Regions from separate parts of the Homo sapiens genome. Here region 1 is linked to region 2. The links are chromatin loops, found by intact Hi-C in ENCODE. Cell type or tissue: dorsolateral prefrontal cortex. All regions are shown on one strand.

The links. A loop is a pair of places that touch in the nucleus more often than their neighbours do. Peaks named below come from ENCODE experiments on the same cell type or tissue, not always from the same donor. Only the 100,000 strongest peaks of a DNase experiment are listed, where the experiment ranks them.
Region 1: a loop joins it to region 2, with 2.8 times the contacts of the local background. A loop is called at or near these places in 5 of 110 quality-filtered maps.

The regions. Positions count from the first base shown.
Region 1 is chr9:89,798,721-89,806,720 of GRCh38, reverse strand. It overlaps LOC107987032 (a long non-coding RNA gene), which reads left to right and starts at 3,508. Exons shown (of 2, transcript XR_001746572.1): 1 at 3,508-3,696; 2 at 4,155-4,994. In dorsolateral prefrontal cortex, no CTCF peak of the experiment used is centred here; DNase peaks (open chromatin) are centred at 1,740, 3,560 and 3,830; H3K4me3 peaks cover 1,025 bases; H3K27ac peaks cover 859 bases.
Region 2 is chr9:89,672,171-89,680,170 of GRCh38, reverse strand. LINC03062 (long intergenic non-protein coding RNA 3062) reads right to left here. Exons shown (of 6, transcript NR_024280.1): 3 at 6,684-7,414. Among named protein-coding and RNA genes, the nearest start is that of LINC03062, 36 kb to the right of the region's middle. RefSeq lists enhancers at 1,197-2,602, 3,171-3,820, 3,821-4,471. In dorsolateral prefrontal cortex, no CTCF peak of the experiment used is centred here; DNase peaks (open chromatin) are centred at 3,720 and 4,575; H3K4me3 peaks cover 436 bases.

The DNA.
Region 1 (8,000 bases), 130 kb before region 2:
TCTCCAGCCACATCCCCTCCCCGAGGCCAGACTTATAGGGGCTCAGAGCCCCAACTCTCTAGTCACATGTTGATCTTTCTGGTGTGACCAGCCCCCATCCCGAGTCTTCCTGTTAGCATGAATTCTGGTGTGGTCACAGGGGCCTACCATGAGTAACAAAGACATCCTATCACTCAGGAAATACCAAGGATTTAGAGGGTCCTTCCCAGGAACCGGAGACAAAGGCCAGCCAAATGCTCTATTGTACAATAAAGTCCAAGTCTCAACCTCAGAGTCTCTCACATGAAAGTCTTCTGCCACTCCCTCTGGTTCTTCACTCTTCTGAGACCAAGAAGAAGGAAGAGCACAGTTTGGGTTCCCAGGCTCCCCTGGAACCCACCCATCTTCAGACTCCCTAGCAATCCAGACACCTTCGTCTGCAGTGTCACCCCAGTCTCTGGGTTCCTTATTCTTTGCACGGTCATGACCTGAGCTCCCACGTCATTCCTCAGAGCCAGACTTGCCGCTTCCTAAACAACTATGCCGGACTCATGCACCTCAGTTTCCACAACTGGGTTCTGTTTCCAAAGCCTTTTGACAGGCCGCTCCCCTTCCACTCCTTCTCTGGTGCTGACTCCCAGAGCCCCTGCCTTAGTCATCTTGCAGTCCCATGGTCAGCCATGACCCCACTCGCTCATGCATTTGTCACTTTGCCTCCCTCAGTCTTTCTTCCTGGAAAGGCTTTCTCTGGTCATCTGAGTCCCACCCAGTCTCCCAAGGCTTTCTCAGCTGCTGTTTACCTCTTGGTGAATTTCGCAGCCTCCCTCACCCTACCACTGAAGCAGGTGTCCTCGCTCACTTGGCAGTCTGCTTTCAAGATCTGGACTTGACATCATACTATTGAGCTGCACACATTAGCTTCTGCCAGCATGGGGCCAGTCTTGGAAGAGCTGGGTGGTATTTTCACGCGTGCTGGCAGTCTCAGCTCTTAGGGAAGCAGCTCCCACACTGATGGTGCCCAGGAGTGATTCTCAGTGGATTTGCAGCTGGTTTTACATGGTAGACAATCTCCTTTTTTATTCTGATAAAACTCTTGGCTTTTCTTGAACTGTTAATATTTCTGCCTAAAAATAGATGCAAAATAACTAAATTTGCAATCATCTCCAAAAAATGAACTACAATAAAAACCTGACTTTTCCTCTAAGATTTAACATAAGGTTTGAGTTATGTGTCTTCTTCAAGTGTCCATTGATGGAGGTATTGATTAATCTATTCTCAATTGCCTGTGGTTCTGACATATGCCACAGTTAAACATCTCCAAATGACAAGGAAACAGAACTTCAGCATGCGAATGAAATAACCAAAAGATCTGACTAAATAGAACTGAAGACATGATTGTAAGCTCAGTCAGCATTTTCTTCTAATGGCACCAAGTAGCCCACAGTATTACCTGTGCATGCCTCATTATCTAGGCCAGGATAAAAGGACATTCACAATCTCTGGAGTGTCGAATTTCTCTTAATATTCACTTTGGTGGATGTTTCAGCTCCTTTTATTTTTTGATACTTACTTGTCTTCTAGAAACATCTTTTTAACTTATTTCATCCCAAGAATCTTTGACACGAAATAGGAAAAAAAAAATGTTCCAACACCTCTAGTGAGTCACCATCAACCAGAAATGAGATATTGCTTTATAAATTCTGCACCAGATCTTTGCATCAGAGCCAGCTTCGGCTACCAGGGCACCCACCATACTGCATCCATCTGGTGAGCTGGGTATCCGTGACACAGAGCAAGCCTGGGGAATGTTCACCTGCCCTGGCAGGCCAAACACAGGGGTACTGTATTCTGGGCTCACAGGAAACCACAGCGTCATCACAGCCACACTACTTTTTGGAAAAGGTGATACTCAAAATTATCTGCACTTCCCTCCTACGCTTCCTTCCAGAAAGCCCATTCCCCGAGAACAGTTGCAAACCACTGATGACTCTGATCAATGCATTGTCTTTTTAATTGAAAATTATGCAGAAACCCCTTGCATTTTAATGCCTTTTGTTGAAAGTAACTCAAAAATATGCCATTGAAAGAATATCCTGAGTGTAAACACATCTGTGAACCAGCAAAGACTTCCCAGGAGCTCCTGGAATCCTCATTGAAATAACAAGTCTCTATTTTGTGATCCTAACACCACCGGATGGGGTCAGGGTAGGTGTGCAAGACCTTGGATGTCCCTGGAAGTTCTTCTTCATGCTTAGTAAATTCCTTGGACCACCTTTCTCGTTGCCATTCACTTATTTCCAAATATTAGGGGAACACCTACAGGTCATCTCTATTCACAGGGAGTTCTAGGTGGCTGGTCTGTGCTGTCTGTGCTGCTGGGATCAGAGGTGTGCCTTGAAGCGTCCCTGAACCGTCAAGGTACCACATGCGCAGGAAGGAGGCTTGAGCTTTGCTTTTGGTTACAGGGCATATGCATAAGGGCTACTCAGAATTTAGGAGTTATATCTCTTCTCTTACTCCCAGCCTGTGATGCGTGAAATGTGACCTAGATTGTAATCCAGATTCTTCCAGGAACTCGTGGTGAGAAAGACCTCCAATGAGCTGCATATCTCTCTGTGTCTCAGTTTGCTTATCCATTAAATGGGTTTAAGAAGAATACCTACTGCACAGGGCAGTTGTGTGATTAAGAGGGATAATTATAAAACCGCTTGCCCCAGTGTAAAGATAAAGAAACAATAACTGTTGATAAAGACGATGTCTATTCTTTAATGCTTGTCTCCTAGTGAAAACAACTGGCTTCTCTTCCAATCATTTTGGCAGCTGACCCCAAATTCACCAAGGCAGACACTGAAATGAATGGAATAGAGAAATGAAAGCAATGGGTTCAGGGGTCAAAAGTGCTGCTGTACAAGGGGTGAGGACAGACAGCTCTCCAGCCACAGGGAGCCTTTGGAGCTACCATGGTCCCCAGGGAGCCAGGAGTGCGACTGAGCTCTCTTTCCTCGGTGCTATATCACCTGGACAGCACCTGATGTAGACTGAGGCTAGGGCCCCGTGGCCCCTTCTGAAAAGAAGATATAGCCATATTAGTTAGACCTGTTTATAATTTAAGAAAGCCCCTATAGCCACATGGCATTGCTCAACTATGGCCACAGTATGGGCAGAGCCCGCATCTATCCACCGCATCTAGGAAGTGCTTCTGCGTGGCCTTTCCTGTCCCCAGGCTCCTGTGCTCTTACTCCTAATTGCTTCATCCACTCAGCAACCCACAGAGAACCTGATGCTGGTCAGTTGGGGCTCCCCTTCCTGAACCATCATGTCAAACACGCAGCAGTCTTGTGACTGCCTTAGAGGGTACAACCTCCTGGACAGGTTGGTGACATTCTACAAGTTCACTGACTATCTTCATTTGGGCACAACCTTTTCTCTGATGCAAACTGGGCACGAACTTAAAAGAATATTGACTCAAAAGCCACCGGTATGCACTTTTCCCCAGGGACCTAATCCCCTTGGAGTGTCCCATGCTTCCCTCGTGCCCCAAAACATGATGCAACCCATGGGAAATCAAGTCACTTGCCAGTCACATGAAGGTCCCTTGCTATTCAGCCAGCACAAAGGTCTTTGTGCTGGTCAATCCAGCTGCAGGATTCTAGCTTTCCAAGAAGAAGCAAGTTGATGGGAGCAAGCACTGAAAGTGGAAACAGGCAGAAGCTTGTAGTGAGTATTTTCACACAGGGAAGATGGGGCTGGAGTGTTTTGGATGCCAAGGTAAGCAGACACACAAGCAGCCTGCTCATGCACGCACTCCTCACTTCATCAGCGCCCCAGGGAGAGGGAAAGGGGAGCTGGGCCCTGGGCCAGGGAACCAGAGCCGAGTTTCCGTCACTCACATGGAGCCAGCTCAACTCAAAGCTCCAGCTGCAGACAGCTTCCCAGGACAGCCCAACCTCAGGACAGCGGAGATGCTGGGTGGTAAGAAGCAGGCAGAAGGGAAGAGCAGAGTAACATTCATCAGCTTAAGGAGGACCCCCATCTTCCTGGATCATCTTTTCCAAAACTTAGAAAATGCAACACAAACCCTGGGGTTGCTAATATTTCAGGAGTCTGTATTTGATTTCCTCCACTTTTGTAAAGCAACATCAAAGTACTAAAATTGACCTTCCTATTCCTCCCAGAACAGGGTGTACTCCCCACCATTCAGAGGCAGAGCCAAACCGAGAATGAAAAACAGCATCCCATCGTCTGGTCCTGCCCAGCAACTTCATCCCAAGCTCAGTGAGATGCTGTCCCCAGAGCTGCAGCCGGGGAGACTCCTCCAGTTTCACAAGCACACCCTCTTGTAATTTCCACCTCTTTGGAGTAGCAACTTGGATAAATTGAAAATGGCACATGAAACATCTCTGTGCCTTTCAAAGGGAGGGAGCATCTCTAATGAGCTTTTGAAAGAAAGCACAGCATCGCCCAGTGGAAAGAAATGTGTAGTGACCACCCAGGCCTGCAGACGAGGCTCTACGATCAAGCGTGGATGCTAATTCCTGATTCCACCCAGTCTCACATTAATTCTCAGGAGTCAGAAGACCTACAAATGTACTCAGGGCATCCAGAGAGAGGCAGAATGCTGCTGGATTGGACACAAAGGACCTGGTCTCTAATTCTAGTGCCACTTATTTCCTTCTTCCCCCAGGTCCGCGACTCTGGCTTTGAGACAGCTGCTTTCCCAACTCTCATTCATGGGAAACCCACCCTAGCTGAGCTTCCCACCTCAGAGCAAACTGGAGAGAACCCATGCCAAGTGCTTCAGCAGTCGCGGGGATGAGAGTCCTACGCAAATATGAAATGTGGCATGCAGTCTCACAGAAGAACATGTTCTCACCAAGGATTGTTACAGAGAGCTGCCTTGTTCAAAGGTCCAAAACGGCTTTGGCAAAGGGTATCTTTCTTTCCATATTTGGCCAGAAATATGAGCTGACAGCAAATGCTATGATTTTGAAATACATGGCATATTATTTTTGCGAGATAGTCTATCTTTGGTGGTATATTCCACAGCTGATATCCAATACTGTTAAATGTTGAAGTCAGAAGACTTTAAACCAAAATAGGAGATAGCAATTAAGTAATGCTGTGCCCAATCTGTTGCCATTGGAGGCTGGTGCATTATCACTGGTTAAAGAGCAAGTGGGGAATTTGTAACAAATATTAGTCACGAGGCTAACCCATCAGGCTCACGTGGGAGAAGGAAAAAGGAAGAGGCTATAGGATCAGGATGTCTCTCTCCCCTGTCTGCAGATGTTATAAATGGATCTGGCCCTAAGAAACAACTTCTTGTTTTAAGATGTTCTAGGGCGGCCTTGGCAGGTGAGTGGAGATTTAAAGTCAAGAAACATAGAATTTTGTGCATTATTTGACAGATTTTTTGACCATGTCTGAATTCAAAATGGCCCCAGTTAGACTGGTGCTTTGGAAGTCCATTTTGTTTAAGATGAGGATATTGAAAGAAATTCACAGGCACAATTTTCTCAAGTCAAAAATATAACCTGATGAGTAGCAACTATATGGGAGGAAAATGGGGTAAACACAGAGTGGTCTTCATAGTGCTGAGATCTGACCTCACCCCCACCCTACACTCTGTGGGGCAGCTCTGGACTGCAATTCTGCCTGCTTGCCACTGAGGCATGACCAGCATCTGTAGAAGGCAAAAAGTGTCTGCAAAATGAAAGAGCCACTGTGACAAGGTGGCTCTGTCATTTTGCAGACACTTTTTGACACAGAAAAAGCTCTGGCTGCAGACTTAACATGAACAACCAGAGGCCAGCAGGGCCAGCACCACCTCCACTCCAGTCTGGTCTGAGTGGTCATGGGGGCTGAGGCTGTGATAGCTGACTCTTCATGAAAGCATCTGTCAAGGGGACAGTGTGGATTTTGCTAGATTGAGATCTGGTCAAGGGTCTCCATGCTGAAGGATGAATTATACTTTCTTTTTGTGTGGGTTTTTCTTTTTTTCTGGACAAACAGATATCACACAGAGTTTTGGAACAATCCTAACACACCTTTGGACTTTTGGATGAATAAAGTTCTCTACCTACAAGTCAGCATAGCACAATGAAAGCAGTAAGGAAGCCTTGAGTTTCCATCGTTGGATTCGGACTTCATGGTGAAATGCAAGTAGGTCACTTGCCTAAGTACAAATATGTGATCTCAATGTTGGCCAAAAAATGGGCAAAACTTCCTTAGGAAGCAAGGGTGAGAGGAATGGGGTCTGAGAGCTAATCCAGAAGCCCAGAATTCAGCCCAGGATTGCAGGGGCCCGCAGGCCTTTGAAAACGACTGGACTTCTCAAGGCTCCCAGGTCCTGGCCAGGTTGAAATCCCTGAGGACCATGGCCGCAGAAGAGTACAATGATGGGATGGCGTAGGGTAGGTCCCTGGCAGAAACCAGTTGATATTTGTTTCTTTATAATGTAGAATATCAAGATTGGGAGCAGAGATTCTCAAGCTTTGCTCACACCAGAATTCCCTGGGCAGCTCTGAAAGATCCCCAAGCCCAGGTGTCCCATCAGACCCACGGAGCCGGAATATGGAGGGGCCCAGGCATTAGACCTACCTTTCTCACCCACCATGAGATTTCACAGGGATAAAAACAACCTGTGCATGTATAAGCAGGTTAACTCTCATCAGGTTAAATCAAACCTAGAGGAAGCAAATGACAGACATTTCCTGACCTCCAACCCCCAGGCACTTTTCTTCAGATGATAATGAGTCATTGCCGAGCGAGTGGTACTTCATTCCCCACTCACCTTCCCACAGGGACACCGATGCAGTCAACCCTGTCCTCCTGTGCCATGTGGGTGTGAGGTGGGGAGGCAGAGATCACTTCTCCCCTGGCCTGCTTCTCATCTGTCCTTATGTCCTCAGACACATATGAAAGACCCTCCTGAGAACAATGCCAGGCTGCACACAGCAAATTCAGCAGCTGAAACAAGGCTCGACCATCAAGCTTAGGAAGCACTTAATCAAACGTCTACACCTCTGCTCCATGCTTTTCAGGGAGCCCACACGTACACTGCACAATAATGGGAGGATGAGGGGTAGGTAGCCGTTTGATCACTTCTGTGCCAGAAAGGAGGCACCATGCTTTCACACAGAAGATCCAGAGGAGGGGGGACCCTTGTCCTCCACCACTGCCAATCAAAGAAATGCGGAGGAGTGGAGATTGGTGAGCGCTGGGAGTGGGATTTGAAGCTGGACCTGCTGACGCCACCCCAGCATTCCCTCCACCGATTCTCAGAGCCACCCTGCGGCTAGTGCCCTAGGCCCTGACCTCTGAGAAGGTACTTCCAAAGGCCTGCTGATCTCATCTGAGTGAAAACATTTTTCAGGAGTTCACAAACTCCTTATCTGGCTGGGCTGCCTTTCCATAGGGCCAAGCATGAGAAAGGTCAACGCTTGTGGTGGGTTTTGCCGTGGGATTAATCCAAATAACAAAATAATTGCCCTGCAGTCACAAGACCTGGCCTCTAGTCAGGAGGCTGAGATTCGAATCCTGATTCAGGACACGCCAGCCTTTTAAATCTCAGACGACTAGAGACAGGGCCTGCATGTCCCAAAGACCTTGGGGTTGCTCAGAGGAGTTAGCACCCTAGAGGAAGATCCTTGTGAGATCCTCTGGCAGGCCTGATACCTGGAGCCTGCCTCCCTCACACCACACACCTGCACTTTCCTTCCCAGCATCTCTCCTGTCCCTCACACCCACTTTCCAGCCAAGCCCCCAGCACCCTACTGTGGCCTGGCCAGGGCTCCACCGAAACCGCCAGCTCAGGCAGATCCTTCCATGTGGAAACTTCCCTTTCCAGCCCTCCTTAACTTCTGAGTAGCAGTCCCAAGTCCCAGCCCTAGAAAGTGATGTGATGGGCTGCTTTGCACTGAGGTGTTAATGACTGACACCAGAGATTACAGTTGCAGAGGACCACAGTTGTCAAACGGGCCATCTCCAATTACAGCTGAGGAAACCAAATGCCCACACAC
Region 2 (8,000 bases):
AAAAAAAACCAGCATGTTAGAGGTGGCCACCACCACAGTGCCCGGGGACATCTCTGGGAGTGGGCCTCCTTTCTCCTGTTTGCTGGCTGAGCCCCTTGTTCTTCTGCCACTACAACCAGGTCAGCTGTAGACTTGTCCTCTTGGCCCCCGGGGAAACCTTCCCACCTGGTGACTCGACAGCCTCCCACAGCCAGAGCAGAGACTCAGACCTCTCCAACTGAGTCAACTTTGGGAGGACACTCTATCCTTCAGGCTGGCCCAGGAGAGTGTTCGTGCCCAAAACAGCAGCCCTGTCTCCTCCTCCACACACTCAACACTGGACAACATAATCCCAGGTGGCAGGCATTGTCCATCACAGATGTACTAGGAGCTGATAAGAATACCAGGCCTGGGCCAGGGCTGCTCTGGACCCAGGGGATTGCTGAGCGAGGTGCCAAAATGCCCCAGAACTAACGACTTCCAGATGTGTCTCTACCTGGGAGGGGAACCAGGATGACCACACAGATGGTCTACACCTCCACTGCCCCATTTGGCCCTTTTAACATTTGTATTTTGACATAATTTCAGACTTAGAAAAAAGGTTGCAAGAACAGTACAAAGAATGGCCATAATCTTCACCCGGATTTCCCAAATGTTGACGTTGTACCATTTTTGCCTTCTCTCTTCCTCCGCCACCCCTTAATGTAGATATATGTAGAGAGAGAGAGGAGAGAGAGTTGTAATTTTTTTCTGAACCATATGGGAGTCAGTTGTAGGCATGATGCTTCTTTACTTCTGAATATTTACTGTTTATTTTCTAAAAAAAAATCAGAGACATTCTATTATGTAACCACGGTACAGTCCTAAAACCCTGGAAATGAACATGGATGCAATTGTATTGTCTAATCTGCAGAACTGATTCCGATTTTGCCGGTTGTTTCGACAATGCCTTTTACCACAGAAGAGCATCCCAAGTGTGTGCTGCTCGCAGCTGGCCTGCCTCTCTGTCTCCAAAATTTCTGTCTTCCAGGACCCTGGCATCCAACTCAGAGCAGAGGTCATGTAGGTTTGTCAGATGTTTTCTCAAGATTATCTCAGGTCGTGCATTTTTGTCAGGAATATTTCTAGAATCGAGGCCTCGCTGCCCTCTGGGCACCCTTGCAAACCCACGAAGCTGCTGTGGGACCCCACCAGGCACATGGGAAGCTCCTGAGGTGTGGCAGGTGCTTTTCCTACTAAGATGGCTATTGCTATCCTCCTTCTGTGCTGCCTGATTTGGGGGACTGGCTTCCAACCCTGTGTTTGCTCATGGTTAAAACCCTTTTCGTCACACACGGTGAAGTGCAGGCCAGGGGTTCTCCTCCAATGTTCTCAGCAGGGGCCAAGAAGAAACAGCAAGTCTGGGAAGTCAGGCATCCTGCCAAGGGACAACAACCACACCGGCGTGCTGTCTGCCAGCCTGCCTCCTGCTGCAATCACCTTGCCGCTTCATGGTTATAAGTGTATTTAATTTATCCAGCACATAAATTAATATCCACACACGCTGTAGCAAAGACGTCCTGTGGAGTCCCAGCTGGAACTGCACTGATCGAATTCCGGGGTGCCAGTGTCCTTGCTGGACATTTAGGGGGCCTGGGCTTCTGCACCCCGGCAGTGGGCATGATTGTTATGTAAACACAGAGTGCAGCTCCAGGGTGGCTGGCCCATCTGCTCCTCTGCACACTTCTTGCCTACACTAATCATTTTCCATCCTCTTAGGTGAAAACTTGGAAAATGTAAGGGCTCCCAATCTCCTTTTCATTTGCAAACGAGCCATTTCAGCTAAGCGTGGCCCCCTATTCTTCTCAGGCATTTGTGTTTGTGAAAAGACCCGTCTCAAATTTCTGGGGCAGGAGCAGCTGCTGCGAGGCCTCTTTTCACTTGGCCTGGCTCCCCTAGCCCTCTGCCTCCCACCCCCTCCCTCCTTTTGTCTCTGTCAAAGCCAGCTCCCCTCTTTGACCCCTGGCCAACTCGGAGCCTCCTCCTTTGTCAGTCTCCCCAGACAAGTTTCACCCTAAATCAAGCATTGTTTGGGCTCCTGAGGCCAGCACGTGCCCATATCCCCTAATCTTTTAATTTCACCCCAGGAAAAAGCAGCTGTTAGTGATACACGCAATGCACAGCTGTTGGCCGGGCCTGCTGCCTGCTCCAGAGAACAATGAAGAAGAAAGGGCACTTGCAGGGCTGCAGGAATATGTACATTTCCCTCTCTCTTTCTTCTTCTTAGGATTTTTTTTTTCTTTTTGCAACAGTTGGCAGCACGTGCTGTGAAATGCTGCCCTGCTAGAAAAGCCACCTCCTCCACCACGATTTTTGTCCCCACCCGTTCAGCACTCCACACACCATTTGGTTTGCAGTTGGGCTCATTTAAGAACCAAACTTTCAGTTTCAAAGATCCCTGGCGTGTGGCATGATCCTTTTGTTACAAACATGCATCTGATGAATTACAGGGGACCCAGACAGGCAGACAGAGGCTTCACACTCACCGGCACATGCCCACGTGGGCCTGCCGGAGCCCCCCACGCTGACATTCATGAAGGCAGGGCTCAGGGGGCTGTTTAGGAACATCCATGCTTTTTGGGACTCCGGCATGCATGACCAGGGGACAAGAGGATGTCATGGAAATACACATTACCGAAGTCAACCAAAGTTGGCCTGGCACCCGGGAGGGGGCTCCATGAAGGTGTTTGGGGGACACCTCATTTTTGCATGCTGAGTCTTTGCTGAAAAGCACGTGGTAGCTTGATTTTCTGGAGCCTTTCTCTGGGCACACCTGTGCCCCCAGCAGCCTAAGGCATTAGGGCATGAGAATAGAATAGCACAGTACTGCCCTGCACTGCCAATGTGCCCCGGAGCAAGGCAGGTCACCTTCTCAGGGAGGGAGGACAAGGGGCTGAAAGGACCCTCCACAGCACACTGCTCCATGGAACTTTCTGCAATAATGAGAAGGTTCTCTGAACAGGGTCTGCACTGTTCAGCACAACCACTGAGCACTTGAAATGTAGCTTGCACATGTAACAGACTAACTTTTAAAAATGCTAATACATTTAAATTAAGATAGCCACATCTGGCTGGTGGCTATTGCATTAGACAGCACAGCTCTAAATGATGGGTTTTCAAACTTTGAATCACATGAGAAACAAAAAATTCAGATGCCTGGGTTCTACTTCCAGAGTGTCTGATTTAACTGCTCTGATAGCAGCCTGAGCATGGGGATTTTTAAGGCTCCCCAGGTGGCCATGACGGGGAGAAAAGTTGGGGCCCTATCTTAGGCTTCCAGCTCCAAATCTGGGCTCTGCAGAGACAGACAGTGCATTTGGAAGGTATATATCTAATTTAGCCATAAACCTTCCCTGTTTCTAAAATGCAGGGGATTTTTAAAGCAATTATCCACCCTGACATTTGTCCCTCCTCTGCCTGCCCTGCCCAGGTTTCAGGGCTGTCCCTACCCAGAAGTGGCCTGTGCAGCCACAGGTTGGCACGGGCCCCTTTCCACTCACTTTATCTCACCTGGTAGGTCATTGAAAGATGCTGGCAGAAACCCGACGCTCAGCAGAGCATATGGCGAGCTGCACACCTGCCTCGCGGGCACCTGCTGGGCCTCCCAGGGGTGTGGGGCGGCTGTCTAGGGCGCTCCAGGCCAGTGCAAAGCGTCCGACTCATTTGCATGCTGGACGCCTGCCACGTGCCTGGACTATGGCAGATCTGACACGGCATGTCATTGCTTTGAAGACCAGCCAATCTGGAGAAGCCTGCGCCTCCAACAACAAAGCCGGCAGCCCGTCTGAGACGCGTGCCGGGGCCCTGTACAGGAGCAGGCACACATGTGCACACACGGGCGACAGACACTGCCACCCGCAGACTGTCTTCTGTGACTCAGGGCCTTGAGAAGGTTGTAGCTTGGCAGTGGCCAGGGGGTCAGCCCCCTGAGCTGTGTCCAGTAGTCCCCTAAAGATGCTGCCCAGGAGACCTGGACACTTTATAAAAGCCCACACTTTTATAAATCAGACCCTGATAGCATCTGTTCTTTGACATTTCCTTTTCAAACAAGGAATCACTGTATGTTTTCATCATCTCTAAAGCTAAGCAAAAAGGAAATGAGTGGCCATGTTTTAATAACGCTGTCATATGCTGCTTCATCTTAATGCTGATGGTTGCATTAGGTGAAAGCCCACTACGGTTGAGCTTTCAAATGCCTCCAAAAGAAGCGAATTATCTTTTTGCCAGATGCAGTGTAAATAACTGGAGACATTTGGCTCCCCCATTTTGCTGCACGCGTGGATAATAATGAGGCCGAGTGTGAAGGGCTCGTCCAATTTGGATGAATTCTTTCCCCCAAGGATCCAGCCCTTCACTCTGGAAAGGGTTAAAAGTCAATGCAGCCACTGCTGCCCTGTCCCCTCTGCCCTTGCAGGGTGACGACTGGATAATCACAGTGAATGAGCTCCTGCCAGGGCCAGAGGCCAGCAGTCTCCAGCCCACCTCAGCCATCTGTCCAGACACGGGGACAGCCACGCTCTCAGTGGAGGCAGGGCTTGGAAAGCACAGAAGCTGGGCCATGTGGCAACCCGGCCAGTTCACCAAGGGCGGGGAGAGGCGTCCCATAAAATATTGTGACACTTGAGGCCTGGCTAATGGCTGCAGCTGAAGGCTGGGTGGCCGGCTTACATCCCTGTGCCCAGGCTGGCATTCCTACCACCCGCCCAGGCCAGGATGGAGTGGAGGAGGCCTTTCAAGTTGGAGGAGATGAGGCTTTCCTCCAGCAGCCAGCAGGGCTAGGGAAGGTAACAGGCAGGCATGTTTTAAGGCCATTAGCAAAGAACAATGGGAAGCTGAAAGGTAATCCCAGTGAATAGAAGACACAAAGTGGGCTTGTGCCAGCAGCCTCAGGGTCAGCTCATTATCCCAGACGGCAGATGGAGGGGGCCTGGTTGCTGGGCAGAACTCCGAGCTGCCTGCTGGGCGGGGAAGGCAGGCGCTGCAAGCCCAGGACTCCTCCCATCAGCAGCATGAACAACACCGCCCTGTCCCCGAAGCCCTGTGCAATGAACTCACCAGATCAGCTGACCCAGAGTGAGGGGAGCGCTGCCTTCTCAGTCCCCACAGGAGCCCTCACTGATGGAGCATCTTCACTCAGCTAAGACCCCCTCAGCCCTGTCCAGCAGCCTTCCCCATTCTAAGCACTCTGACCCCAGGGACTAGAAGGTGCTTGAGAGCGGGGGCCATGTGCTCCGCATCGTGTCCTTATCATCATCTCAGCACAGGCAGCTTCTGACTCTGCTGCATTGTCCTCATGTGCCTACATAGGCTGAGCCTGCAGAGATGCCTTGGACAAGGCTGGCCAGGGGCTGTTGACACTGGAGCATGTGCACACTGGGGGAAGGATTGCACACTGGGGGAAGGATTGCTCACTGGGGGCTGTGCGCACCATGTGTACTGGATGTACACACTGGGGTGTAAATGCTAAGAAAGGGCACACTAGGAGGATATGCACACTAGGCGTGTGTACACTAGGCATGCACTCTAGGCGTGTGTACATTGAGGAGATGTGCATACTAGGGGATGTGCACTAGGAGATGTGCAGACTGGGGGCATGAACACTGGGCTAATGTGTACACTGGAGGCATGTGTACACTTGGGGGCATGCATACTAGAAGGACATGCACACTGGAAGAATGTGTATACTAAGAGAATGTGTACACTGCAGGGTGTGCACACTGAGGGAACGTGTATCCTGGGGGCATCTGTACACTTGGGGTGTGCATACTGGGGGTCATGCACACTGGAGGGATGTGCACACTAGGAAGGTGTGCACACAGAGGGGATGTGCACACTGGGTAGATGTATACACTGGGGGGATGTGTGCACTGGGGGGATGTGCACACTAGGAAGGTGTGCACACAGAGGGGATGTGCACACTGGGTAGATGTATACACTGGGGGGATGTGTGCACTGGGGGGATGTACACACTGGGGGGATGTGTACACTGGGGGGATGTACACACTGGGGGGATGTGTGCACTGGGAGGATGTATACACTGGGGGGATGTGCACACTGGGGGAATGTGCACACTGGGGGAGGTACACACTGGGGGGATGTGCACACTGGGGGGATGTGTGCACTGGGGGGATGTGCACTGAGGGGATGTGTACACTGGGGGGATGTGTACACTGGGGGGATGTGTACACTGGGGGGATGTGTGCACTGGGGGGATTTGTGCACTGGGGGGATGTGTATACTGGGGGGATGTGTGCACTGGGGGGATGTGTACACACTGGGGAAATGTGTACACTGCGGGGATGTACACACTGGGGGGATGTGCACACCGGGGGGATGTGTACACTGGGGGAATGTGTACACTGGGGGGATGTTCACACTGGGGGGATGTATACACCAGGAGGAATGTGCTCACTATGGGGATGTGCACACTGGAGGGATGTTTACACTGGAGGCATGTGCACACTAAGGGAATGTGCACACTGTGGGGCTGTTCACACTGGAGGAACCAGGAGTATGTACATACTGGGGACAGGAACATTCAGTTAATCACACTTGGGATGTGCACACTGGCCAAGGCACTTGCACTCACTATGACACCCACAGAGCAATGGCATTAGCAGACCTCGATCACCCTCCATGGAAGGGCACCCTTCAAATCTGCATACCTGGAAAGCCACCGTCGGTTGTGGAGTGGTGAGATTGCTGAACCACAGAGGCTGGAATGCCCTGTCCTCCTCCTCAGCCTGCTTTGAAATCTCTATTACGTCTTTCCTGCTGCCCCTGCTGCCAGATGATCCCAGCAGAATCTTGTGCTTTTTAAAATTTGAGTGTTTTGTTTTGCACAGTTGAGTTTTCATTCTGCTGCAGCCCCTTCAGGCAAAAGTGAACCCAGCCTGGGGCATGCTCTCAGCAAGGCCTCAATGACCAAAATCCATACTGGAGTGCATTTTGCCCCTCTGCTTCTGGGCAGTCAGCACTCCAGCTGCGGCTGCCTCACCATCTTCTATGTTCTCCTTGCTAGAAAAGCAGTATTTCAAGAAAACTCCTCGGTGAGCTTTCCCATTTTAATTCAGCCTGTTGCTTAACAAGCAGTCATATAGAATAAATACCAGTGCTGAACACATGCTGAGGCTCCCATAAAGGATGCAGAGAGAATTGACATTGTTCTTCTAAAGTTAAAAACCACAATTTTATTCAGGGGAGATCTTTATAAGCCATTCATCCAGTAGAGCTTGCTATTAGGTGCATACAGCGATACATCCATAAATTTTGCGGGGCAGCTTCTTGACAGAAATGCAATGCTGGCAGCAGCCTTTCTTGCGTTTCTTGCAGCAGCCTTTCTTTCTTGCAACAGCCTCTCTTGCTGGCAGCAGCAGTTCCTTCAATGTCTTAATTCCTACAGTAAAGCAACAGGAAGTAGTGGCCTTTGTGCAGCATCTGTATTATGGCGTCTTCAAGAGCCACTGCGTGCCGCAGACAGAATTATATGGACTCTGCCCACACTGGCCATCATCAAATTCTACCTAAAGTGTTTTCTTCTGGATTTCCCTTTTATAACACTGAGTGTCAAAGTAGTATAAATCTTTTAAGAAAAATGTAATAGCACATAAAATATATATTTTTTTGAGACAGAGTCTTGCTCTGTCACCAGGCTGGAGTGCAGTGGTGCCATCTCGGCTCACTGCAAGCTCCACCTCGCGAGTTCAGGCAATTCCCCTGCCTCAGCTTCCCAAGTAGCTGGGACTACAGGTGCGCACCACCACACCCGGCTAATTTTTTTGTATTTTAGTAGAGATGGGGTTTCACCATGTTGGCCAGGATGGTCTTGATCTCCTGACCTTGTGATCTGCCCGCCTTGGCCTCCTTAAGTTCTGGGATTACAGGTGTGAGCCACCGCACCCAGGCCCACATAAAATGATATTTTTAAAAATCAATCTCTTGACAATGGTAGGAACATTTCCATTTGAGAGGAATTCTCTTTC